Regions from separate parts of the Mus musculus genome. Here region 1 is linked to region 2. A link is a loop called in an ENCODE intact Hi-C map of the cell type or tissue named here. Cell type or tissue: heart. All regions are shown on one strand.

Region 1 (5,000 bases), 380 kb after region 2:
GAGAAGTGAGTCCTGGAGTGTATAGAGACCAGCTCCCTTTATGCTTAGCCTGTAGTGCTTCCCCCAATTTGCATACATTGCTGTTTTGGGGTTTAAAGGCTTTTATGTCTAATCTTAATTTAATCAATGAGTGTGTCCTCAGAAAGAAAGTAACTAAAGATATATGTATATTCTTAAAGTTCATAGTAGTAGGGTCTTAGCAGAGACCTGTACATTCTGACAGTTTGTTTAATGGGAAGCCAAGGAACTTTAGAGATTGAGGGAGGATGAACAGTCCCCTGATGCATTAATGACAAGAAACTGAACTCTTAGATCAAGCGTAGTAACATCTCAGTTGGGAAGCATTCAGCACAAAGATCAGACAAAGAAACAAAGCAAAGCCTCCTTTGATCGAAATGCCCCTAACTCTAATTTCCTTTCAAAAACTGAGGAATCCCATAGGTCAGTCATAAGCATCTTTAGTTTGAACACGACCGCATCAGCGTATAATCACTCCCTTGAACATGAAGAGTGTCTGTCCTACAATATAATTACTTTGGACTGAGTCCATTTTGTCCCAGGCTGGGTAAAGGGTGTTTTCCTTGTGTGGCTGAGGAAGTGGAGTTCTGTAGTAACTTCTGGAGAGTGTCAAGGAAAGTCTACTGATTTCTTCTATTTATCTCCTGACTGGGTACAAGTCGTGAATTAAGGGTTGACTTTGGTCCCTTGCAAGGTGTGTCTGTATTGTGTCTTTCTTTGGAATGAGTTAGAGGTTCTCCCAGGGACAGTTTTCCAAGTCCTTTTTTTTAAGTCCAAAACCTTGATTATTTTCTTTACCCATAGGCCTGGAGTTCAAGGGCAAGGGTGGGTTTTGGGGAGGGAATCAGACAGGAGGCTTTAGAATAAACATCGTGATGCTTAGTCCATGACCCCATTTACTTCAAAGGACTGTTAAGTGCAGGCAGGGCTGAGAATACCAGAACAGAAAGGCTTCTGTAAGAGAATTGCCTTTCCTTGCTTCTCAGGCTGTTGGAGCTAACTATCACCTTCCAAACCTAGCCTTGTTTCCCATTTCCCTCCTCTAGAATTACAACCCTGCCGTCTATCGGTCACAAGGACAATCTCTGCCTCACTTATTTGCCAATCCTCACGGAGGCTGGGAGAAGGCAGCAAGTGACAGCGGACATGTAAGAAGTTGCAGGACCCATGCTTACAGGAGAATAGAGGATGAGGAATGCTGCGTACATCCTCCCAGCAGCTAGAGAAATAACTGAAATTGAAAATGGTAAAAGAAAAGAACCCGACCCTATCAACTCCCGCCTTGTTCATAGACACTGATAGTCCTGACGTGAAGAGTGATTATCTGAATTTTCACCTGGACCTTCATGGAAGGATAGCCTCGGCAGTGAATTGTTTACTGTCCGTCAGCAGAGCTCAAATTGCAAAAGACAAAAGCCCCATAGGCTTTTGAGAAAATACTTTGTCTTGGAATTAATCCTGATCAGCCAAGGTGAGTTTGTTACTTAGTAACAACTAAGGGGGAAACCGGAGACTCCCCATCAAACCTCTGCTTACTGAAATCTTAGCACCAGCTATTTTTTCCCCCTTCACTTTTTTCCAAGATGTATTCATCTGGTCCATAATGTGCAAAACTTGGCTCCACCAAGAGTCCCAGGACATCCCAGGTGTAGTTTTTAGGAATGTTGTCACTGTATACCAAGATTAACAAGACATTTCAGAGCCAGGCATTTTTATCTTTTTCTAGAGTTTTGAACCCACTTGATTGTCTTCAGGATTCGTGCTCTCCATTCTCTTGCTCAGTTCCGTGTATTGAATTGTTGTCTGTTTCTCCAAGGTTTTATACGTTGGTGTTTTAGGGTAGTGTATCTCAGTATGGCTAATGAGCCCCTGCCAAACACGCTCTAATTCATGATGCCACCTGGTGGTTAATTGAGATACTGCAGTATAACACAGTTATACTGTTAGGTTAGGAGGAGGAAGTGGGTAGGAGTGTAGGAGTTCTGATTAATGTAATAATGATAATTTTTACAATTGCCCGATCTTTAACCCAAAGGATCAGAGGTCATGTAGACAAGAGTATTCCATTTTTGAAACCCTGCACCTGCCTTCAGAACAGAGAACAGGATCCCAGGGAATTGTCCTTCCTGCGGCTAGTCCTGGGCCTTTGTTTAAAGTAGGTATCAAATAAAGGCACTCTGAGGAGAAAAATGTGACATCTAACAAGTCTGACACCATTTCAAGGATCTGCTTGCTTTAGTTTATTCAGGTGCCTTTGGCTCAGGAAACAGAGTTACGCTCGGTTAAAAGTTTTGTGGCTCAGAACTGCTGCTAAAGTAATCAAAGCCCACAGCCTCACAAAGCAAGGTAATCCGGATCAGACAGCTCCTAAATTTGAGACCCTCTGATCCTGCTGATGTGACAGTTAAGAAGGAAATATTTAACCTCTCACTAGACTTTGCTGAAGCCTTTGAGGGCCTGGCATTCCCCGTGTTTCTGGCATTACCTAGCTCATCCCCACAGGAAAGCACAGGAAGGTGGAAGTACAAAGCTTTGGCCATGGGAGAAAGTAGCAGTTACAAGAGGGCAAAGAACACTTAGAACAGAATTTTAGGCGTCTGTATGTCTCATGGTAGGTGGATAAGACGCAATCTATTGTTTTAAACCACTGACTTTTAGTGATAGTATGCTTTCTGCTAGCATACCCCGATTTGTCTAACTGGTTGAGCAGTGGGCAGAATTTTTGTTTCTTCTGGTCAGTGGGTAAGGAACTAGAAATGTTAGATATCTTGTTAAGAGCACCTCCATGCACTAATTTGGGGCCTGAAATGCCCTACTAGTTGGAGCTACACCACAGTCTCTTTGGGACAGATGTGGGCTTGGAGAGACAACTGACATGATTTGGAAAAGGGACAGGACATACGCTCTCTCATCTCATCATGTCATCTGAACCAATTTTTTAAAATCATTTAGAGACTAGAGAAGATGGCTTATCTAACATCATAGAAAAGAGTTATTTCTCAGAAAAATAATCTTAAAAGTCCATTTTTTATGCTGCTGTCATTTAGGTGAAAACTTGTAAAATCCATGAGGCTAGCCTCTTGAATACCTGAACTTTCTCCACTGTTGCTGTTACAACACACGCACATGTGCACACACACGCACACTCCTAGTTCTTTAATTTTTGAATTTAAAAATTGTATGCATGTCTTGCCTGCATGTGTGTCTGCATGCTATATTTGTCCAGGTTCAGCTGAGGCTTCAGATCCCTGAGACTGGAGGTACAGATAGTAGTAGGCCTCCAGGGGGCGCTAGGAGTTGAGCCCTGACAGGCAATCAGTACTCTTAACTGCTGAGCCATCCTTCTCTCCACCCCACTCCCTCATAGTTCATGTAAGGTTCCTTATTACTTCTGTGGCTCAGTATATTCTATTGCTTCTTTCTGAAATTGACTCCCCCACCCCCGACTATTTGTCTACAAGGCTGAATGGTGGTTATTCTACAATACTTCCCAGACATAGTCCGGCGGAGCTAATCTCTCCCAGGTACTCTACACAGTTTGTTATGTGACGATTCTTTCCACACTTTTCTTTACTCTGTGCTGCACGTGAGCTGAACTGAAACAGACATGAACTTCAGGGGGGTCCTGATTTCTGCTTCCAGAAATCTGTATCCAGGGTCTCTCCTAACACAAGAGGTTCCGTTCTTACCTTTTTCCCGCCTATATATCCTCCTGAGCCCGAGAAGCTCTTGGTGAATGTACCCATGTATACGTCAATATCTTCAGGGTCCAGTCCAAATAACTCTCTGACGCCTCGTCCCGTGGGGCCTGTACAGCCAATACTGTGAGCTTCATCAATGTACAGGTAAGCCTTGTATTTCTTCTTTAGAGCCACTATCTGGGCAAGGTTCACAATGGAACCTTCCATGCTAGCACAAAAGAAAAAAGGCTTGGTAAGTAGTGAATAGTTTTCTGGAAAGCTCCGTTAGTGTCCTTCCAGCGCACCCTAGAAAGTCAGTGTCAGGCTGCTGACAAGGAGCAGTCACACCTCTCTTCACATAGCATGTTTTTTATTCAGCAAAGACAACATTTCAGTCTTGTAACATTTCTCTGGGTGTCTACTCTACTTGAATAAAAATACTTTATGTTTGATGGATTGAGTGGATTGGGTTGTCAACCTTGATTCTCAACTGAAAAATGAACTAGCCATATTGCTAATTTGTTTGTAAAGCTGGTTATTGCAGTTAGAGAAATGCTTTTAGGATAGCTTTAAGAAAAGTGCACCACCCCGAATCACCTTGATCTAGCTGCCTTTTTTTTTTTTTTCAGTTTGTTTAACCAGGTCTGCCAGATCTGAACTGCTAAAGATTAAAGTGGGGAATTGAAAACACACAGAGCTTCAGACACCATACTATTAATTAGTGCACAGTAAAACACCCTTTAGTTCCCCACTCACCACAACTCAGTCTATGTGAGGCACCTGCCGGCACCCTTTCTCCATATTTCTTCAGAGTGATAGAACGGAAGTTTATCAGGCTTTAAAATCGCCTGATAGTTTTATGGCACAGGTCTCTGGGTTCCTCCTACAGAGATCCCAGAGGTGCATGGGGGTGGGGGGGGGGAGGGGGATGGTGGGAGGGGAGGGTGGGAGGGAGGGGAATGGTTTACGGAAGCATCCAGGATGATCTCACACTAGTATCTGGGAACAACACTTTGGGGACATTTATCGCTACTAACCTATCCTTTGCTTTAGACCTATTTTATTATTTATTTTAGTTTTCTAAGTTTTACATTTCAGTTTTTTTTAAATAACCTTAAATTGACAGAATTTCTTGTAATAACAGCTTTAGATTTGTAGAATTACTGGATGAAAGATAAAGAGGATTCTTGTATCCTCAGTCTTACCAAGTTTCTCCTGACACTAATGTCACCTATGAGTGTGGGGGCACCTTTTCTTTCTTTCTTTCTTTTTTTTTTTTTTTTTTTTTTTTTTTTTTTTTTT
Region 2 (5,000 bases):
CATGTGCACTTGTACATGCATAATGCACATATCAAAATTGTAATTTACAAACTAGACCTTGAGTTGGATGTTGTGGTATGTACTTTTACTCCCAGAATTCTGGGATGCAGATGTAGGTAGATATCTGAATTCCAGGTCAGCCTGGTCTACAGAGTGAGTTCCAGGACAGCCAGGGCTATACCGAGAAAGCCTTTCTTGGGGGAAAAATTTTTTTTTAAATGTACATTGATGTTTTGCCTGCATGTATGTCAGTGTAAGGGTGACAGATCTTGTAGTTACAGACAGTTGTGAGCTGCTCTGTGGGTACTAGGAATTGAACCCTGGTCTTTGGGAGACCAGCAAACGCTCTTAACTTCTGAGCCTATTTCTGTAGCCCCTTTCTTGAAAATTTGATCATGAAAAGAAACAGTGAGTTTAATTTCAAAATGTAAACAAAAATTAATTTTAATAATATATTTTGTTACTGAATTAAAATATCTTTTGAAATATAATCAGTAGAAAAGTTAATAATGAGCTATAACTGTTGAGAGTTGGTAAGATGGCACAGTGGGTATAGGCACTTACTGCTGTTTGATCCCCAGGGCCCACATGGTATAAGGACAGAACAGACTTCTGAAAGTTGCATGCTGTGGCATTTGTGTATGTAAACACACAGATACACATAAATAAATAGACATATAAATGAATACATGTAATAAAATTTACTTTTGAAAATGTGAATTTGCATATTTAGTTATTAGAATCATTTTTGGCAGTGGCTGAAAATGTTTTAAAATTAAACTTAATTAAAATTGAATAAAATAAGAAACTCAGCTTCTCAGTGTTTGCCCATTCTTTGCTTCTCTTGCCCAGTGACCACAGAATGTCACATGGTACTGTATTGTCTCAGTCCTCTCGTACTTGCTTTTGATGGTGCAATGGAGTTTAAAAGCTACAGCGTTCTTCATGTTATGATGTTAGAGTTTACTAGCACACGCCTCTTGATTGATGTGTCGGGTCATATTCTATATGTACCTTATCTGTATCATGTAGTCCTTCTTTAGTGCCTTATGAGCTGGTTTATGCTTCTATCAAAGTTTTATGTGGATGCCATAAAGTACCAAATAAACCATCTTTCATAATAATAGGTATTTTCTCAGTATGTTTCCTCATAGGATAATTAATCAAACATTTTGGTTCAATTCTGCATATGTAGCTCATAATATGGGTTTTAGGAAGCAAATAAGCAAATTAGTATATAGGTTTTGATGAAAGCTTGTGTAGTCTGTACTGTTTTGTGAATGTGGGTGTGTACGTGTACATGTGAATGTGTGTGTGTTTCTGCATTCTTTATGATGCCTTGGTGAACAAATTTAGGAGTTTTTGCCCTTTAAAAATGTGAGTGTCTGGGTTTGCTTGTCTGCAAGCCTTGCATTCAGGAGTTTGATCAGATAGCTCACAGGCTGTAGAGTGACCTGTCTCAGAAACAGAGTGCCTAGAGTAGACAGTTTCATCAGTTTTCAGAACTGTGTGTACTCTTGCAGCCCAAGTCAGGTCAAGACACAGCATTCCTGGTCTTGTTGTCCTTCAGCTATTTACTGCCATTGATGCTTTATGTTGCTGACATATGGAATGTGCCTTTTCTATTGACTTGTTTTCAGAGAATATTTCTAGATGTCCCATCACTGGTTCTGTAAACAAAACAAAACAAAACACCTCTAAGTAGTATCCTAATGTACATAGACTATAATTTGTTTATATATTCTCCTGCTGAGATTGGCTGTCTCTGGGTGTTTACTCCCAGGAACAAAACTGCTGTGAAATTCTTACACAGTTCTGTGTTGCGGCTATCAGTTTAGAAAGTTATGCATACAAGTTATCACGGCCTTACCTATTCAGGTCACTAGTTTTTTTTTGTTTTTGTTTTTCTTTTTATTCAGAAAGTGATTGTAATAATAAGACTACATGGTGAACAAAATTCTCTAGTGAGACAGAGACTGGAAAATATATACCTGTAATTAAGATTATTATCATGTTTCAATATGTTTGTTGTGTTTTGTTAAGAAAAGAACATGATATGATATAGTAGCCGAGATATGAGAGTATGAAGATCGATTGCGTCCATTAAGATGATCAGGAAGACATACTTGAGCTAAAATGTGAAAGATGAGTGAGCTTTATAAGCAGTCAGCCGAAGAATATATCACCCAGAATGAACTGTGTGTTCAGAGGTCATTGTGGACGGTTGTCATGTGGGGTAGTGAAGAGAGCTAGTGTGCTTGAAGGCAAAATCTGCAGAGAGGATGGTGAGGAATGCAGCTGAAGGGCAAACGGGCTGGGTCCTTCTGGATGGAGTGCGTGTGGAAAGCATTTCGGCTTTGTTTCTAGAGCTACCTTTCAGTGTGCCATGCTCCCATACCTGCTTGCAGCTGAAAGTGTTGGTATCCTCCTTGGGTTCATTGCTTTTTATTATTAAGATCACACAATCTGTTGTTTCATGTTAAACCTTGGGATAATGAATTTAAAAGGAGAGTTGTTTATTTGAAGACTAAGGATTGTATGAATATTTAGTGCTCTATTGGAAAAGTAAATTAAAAAAACAGAACTGGCTTGTAAGGAAATGCTGTTGCATTATAATTATGGAAATGTAAGCTAGTGAAGTTGATGAAAACCATAAAAATCCATGTATACTTTATTTAGAATGTTTGTTAATATTTTTATTTTCTTGTTCTCTTTTATAAATTATGAAAGTCAAAATCATAGGTCATCTCATTGCTTATTAAGAGAAACTGTATGGAACATTGTCTGAGAACCTACATTCAATGGAAAGGCTTTGGTTCTATCAATAGGTCAGGCTAGGCACGTATCTCAGTGCTAGAGTCTCTGCCTAGCACACATAAGGCCCTGGGTTCAATCCCCAGCACCCTGAATAAAAGGATGAAAACCTTAGGGTGTTGTTGAGTTTTACAATACCGAGGCAGTTTTCTTATGAGAAAGTTGTTTTCTTTTGGGTTAGGGATTTTGTGTGTTCACAGGCCTCTGCTGTCACGCCTCTGACAAGGAAGGTACATCAAAGCATGGCCATTGTAAGGGAAGCCTGATCACCTCTCCGAGTCCTAGAAGGGAAAACAGAGAGAGTGGGCTAGGCTGTGCCTGTCCTTAAGTGTACTCTTCAGGGACCTAGTGTCTGGTGTTTTCCTCCCATGTTTTAAGAGTTCCACAATCTTCCCAGTAGTGCCCGACTGAGGTTAGCAACCAAGCCTGTTGACACCAAGGGACACTGTTAAACAAATGCATTTAAAACCATACTCCTTTGCTCTTCCTAGCGTATTTTCAACTTCTGAAAACTTGTACCAACCCTTCATCACTACTATTGGAAAGCTTGCTGTGAAGTATCGATTGTGAATTTGGTTATAGGAGCAAGTACATGTTCAAGAACAGTTGTTTTATAGACAGAGCAAGAGGGTGAGATATGTGATGAAATTATTGACATAAAAAGGGATATACATCCATATTTACACACTGAATAGTGAGACTGTGTGAGAGATTTGCACCTGAATCTCAAGCCAGTTCAAGATGTAGAAACTGGGAGAAAAGGGGCTGGTGAGGCAAAGGTACCCGGATGTACTTTCGTGTCAGAGAGAGAGAGGGGTGGGGAGGGAGGAGAAAGAGAGGACTACAGGAGGAACATTTATTTCAAAGAAAGTCTTTGCGGGGTCACATACTGCTGAAGAATGGCTGCTGGGTTTGGCACCTGGAGACTGTTGATCTGGGCAGACCATATTTGTGAGGTATAGATTGGTGATGGACATGTGTGGGTTGATGAGGTAGGGGTGGGGTGGGAAGCAGTGTCAGGCTAGCTTTTGAGAAGTTTTATCATTGAAGTGAGAGTGACAGTGAGGAAGAGTTGATGCCATTGCACCAAATTTCTGTGAATTAACTCAGTTTTGTGAACTTAGTTTCTAGCTGTAGGTTTCATAGATTTTAAGGTGTAATATTTTAAAGTGAGAAATACAGATTTTTAGGAATTATCTCTTCTTTGTGATTGTATTTCTTTTTTTCATCATTGCTTTTGTAGGTGACTTACGTGGTAGAAAAGGGAAAGATACCTGTTTAACTTATTATATTTAATATGAAAATAGTAGTAAATATTTGGCCCTGTTCTCTCTGGGTGGGCTTACTTAGATTTTCTTCTGTCTCTTATTGTATGTAAATATTTCATACTTGTGTTCTGAGACAAAAAGCAAAAGGTAACCTCGTCAGCACTAATTTTTATTATAGCTGAGTGAAGATAGTCTTTGAATGATGCCATTCGCTCCTTGGTCTGTTTCTGTATTCGGTTCATGCCATAGGAAAACTAAGTTATTCATGGCTGAGAAGACATTTACATTTAGAAAGCAGACACCATGCATCTAGACCATAGTCTAGATTTCATAAAGATCAATTTCAAACAATTAGTCCTGGATATGATTGGAAAGAACTCTTATTCTTAGAGTATTAAAAGAAGTTGGGGGTATTGTTTGATCTCAACAGTTTTGATGTTTCAGACTCCCCTTTCTCTTTCCTTTCCTCACAGCATATTGCCTAAATAGCTTCCATCCCCTTTTCTTTAGTAGCAGATTCTGCAGTTGAGTGTGCATGGTTATCCCCACTTCCTCTCACCACGTGCATAACGCACTGTAAGCTTTCAGTTGATTTTTGTTGGCTTGTAGGTCAGTGAGCGCTTACTCGGGTTAGCGCAGCAAATGCTCATCAGCCCTTGCCCGTTGTCTGAGTCTGTTGTCGTCTTCAGTTTCTAACAAACACATTTGGGGAAATAAGGTCTGCTTTTGTGCTTTCATACCATGTCGTGTGTTCAAAACCACTCGAAAGAGATGCTGCAACTTTTAATTTTGGTTCTTTAGCCACCACACAGGGACATTAAATTGGCCACATGTTTCAGAAAGGAAATGTTGGGACTTGCTTTGTGTGCTTCATATAAATATATTCTATTCTTTTGAAGTATATTGTGGGTAATGTTT

Evidence for each region. Peaks named below come from ENCODE experiments on the same cell type or tissue, not always from the same donor. Only the 100,000 strongest peaks of a DNase experiment are listed, where the experiment ranks them.
Region 1: a loop joins it to region 2, with 2.9 times the contacts of the local background. A loop is called at or near these places in 16 of 42 quality-filtered maps.

What each region holds. Positions count from the first base shown.
Region 1 is chr2:139,588,419-139,593,418 of GRCm38, reverse strand. Sptlc3 (serine palmitoyltransferase, long chain base subunit 3) reads right to left here. Exons shown (of 12, transcript NM_001356507.1): 8 at 3,708-3,927. Among named protein-coding and RNA genes, the nearest start is that of Ism1, 87 kb to the left of the region's middle. In heart, CTCF peaks have their summits at 1,927 (motif pointing left) and 3,293 (motif pointing right); no DNase peak of the experiment used is centred here.
Region 2 is chr2:139,972,341-139,977,340 of GRCm38, reverse strand. All of the region lies in intron 8 of Tasp1 (taspase, threonine aspartase 1), which reads left to right. Among named protein-coding and RNA genes, the nearest start is that of Tasp1, 92 kb to the left of the region's middle. In heart, no CTCF peak of the experiment used is centred here; no DNase peak of the experiment used is centred here.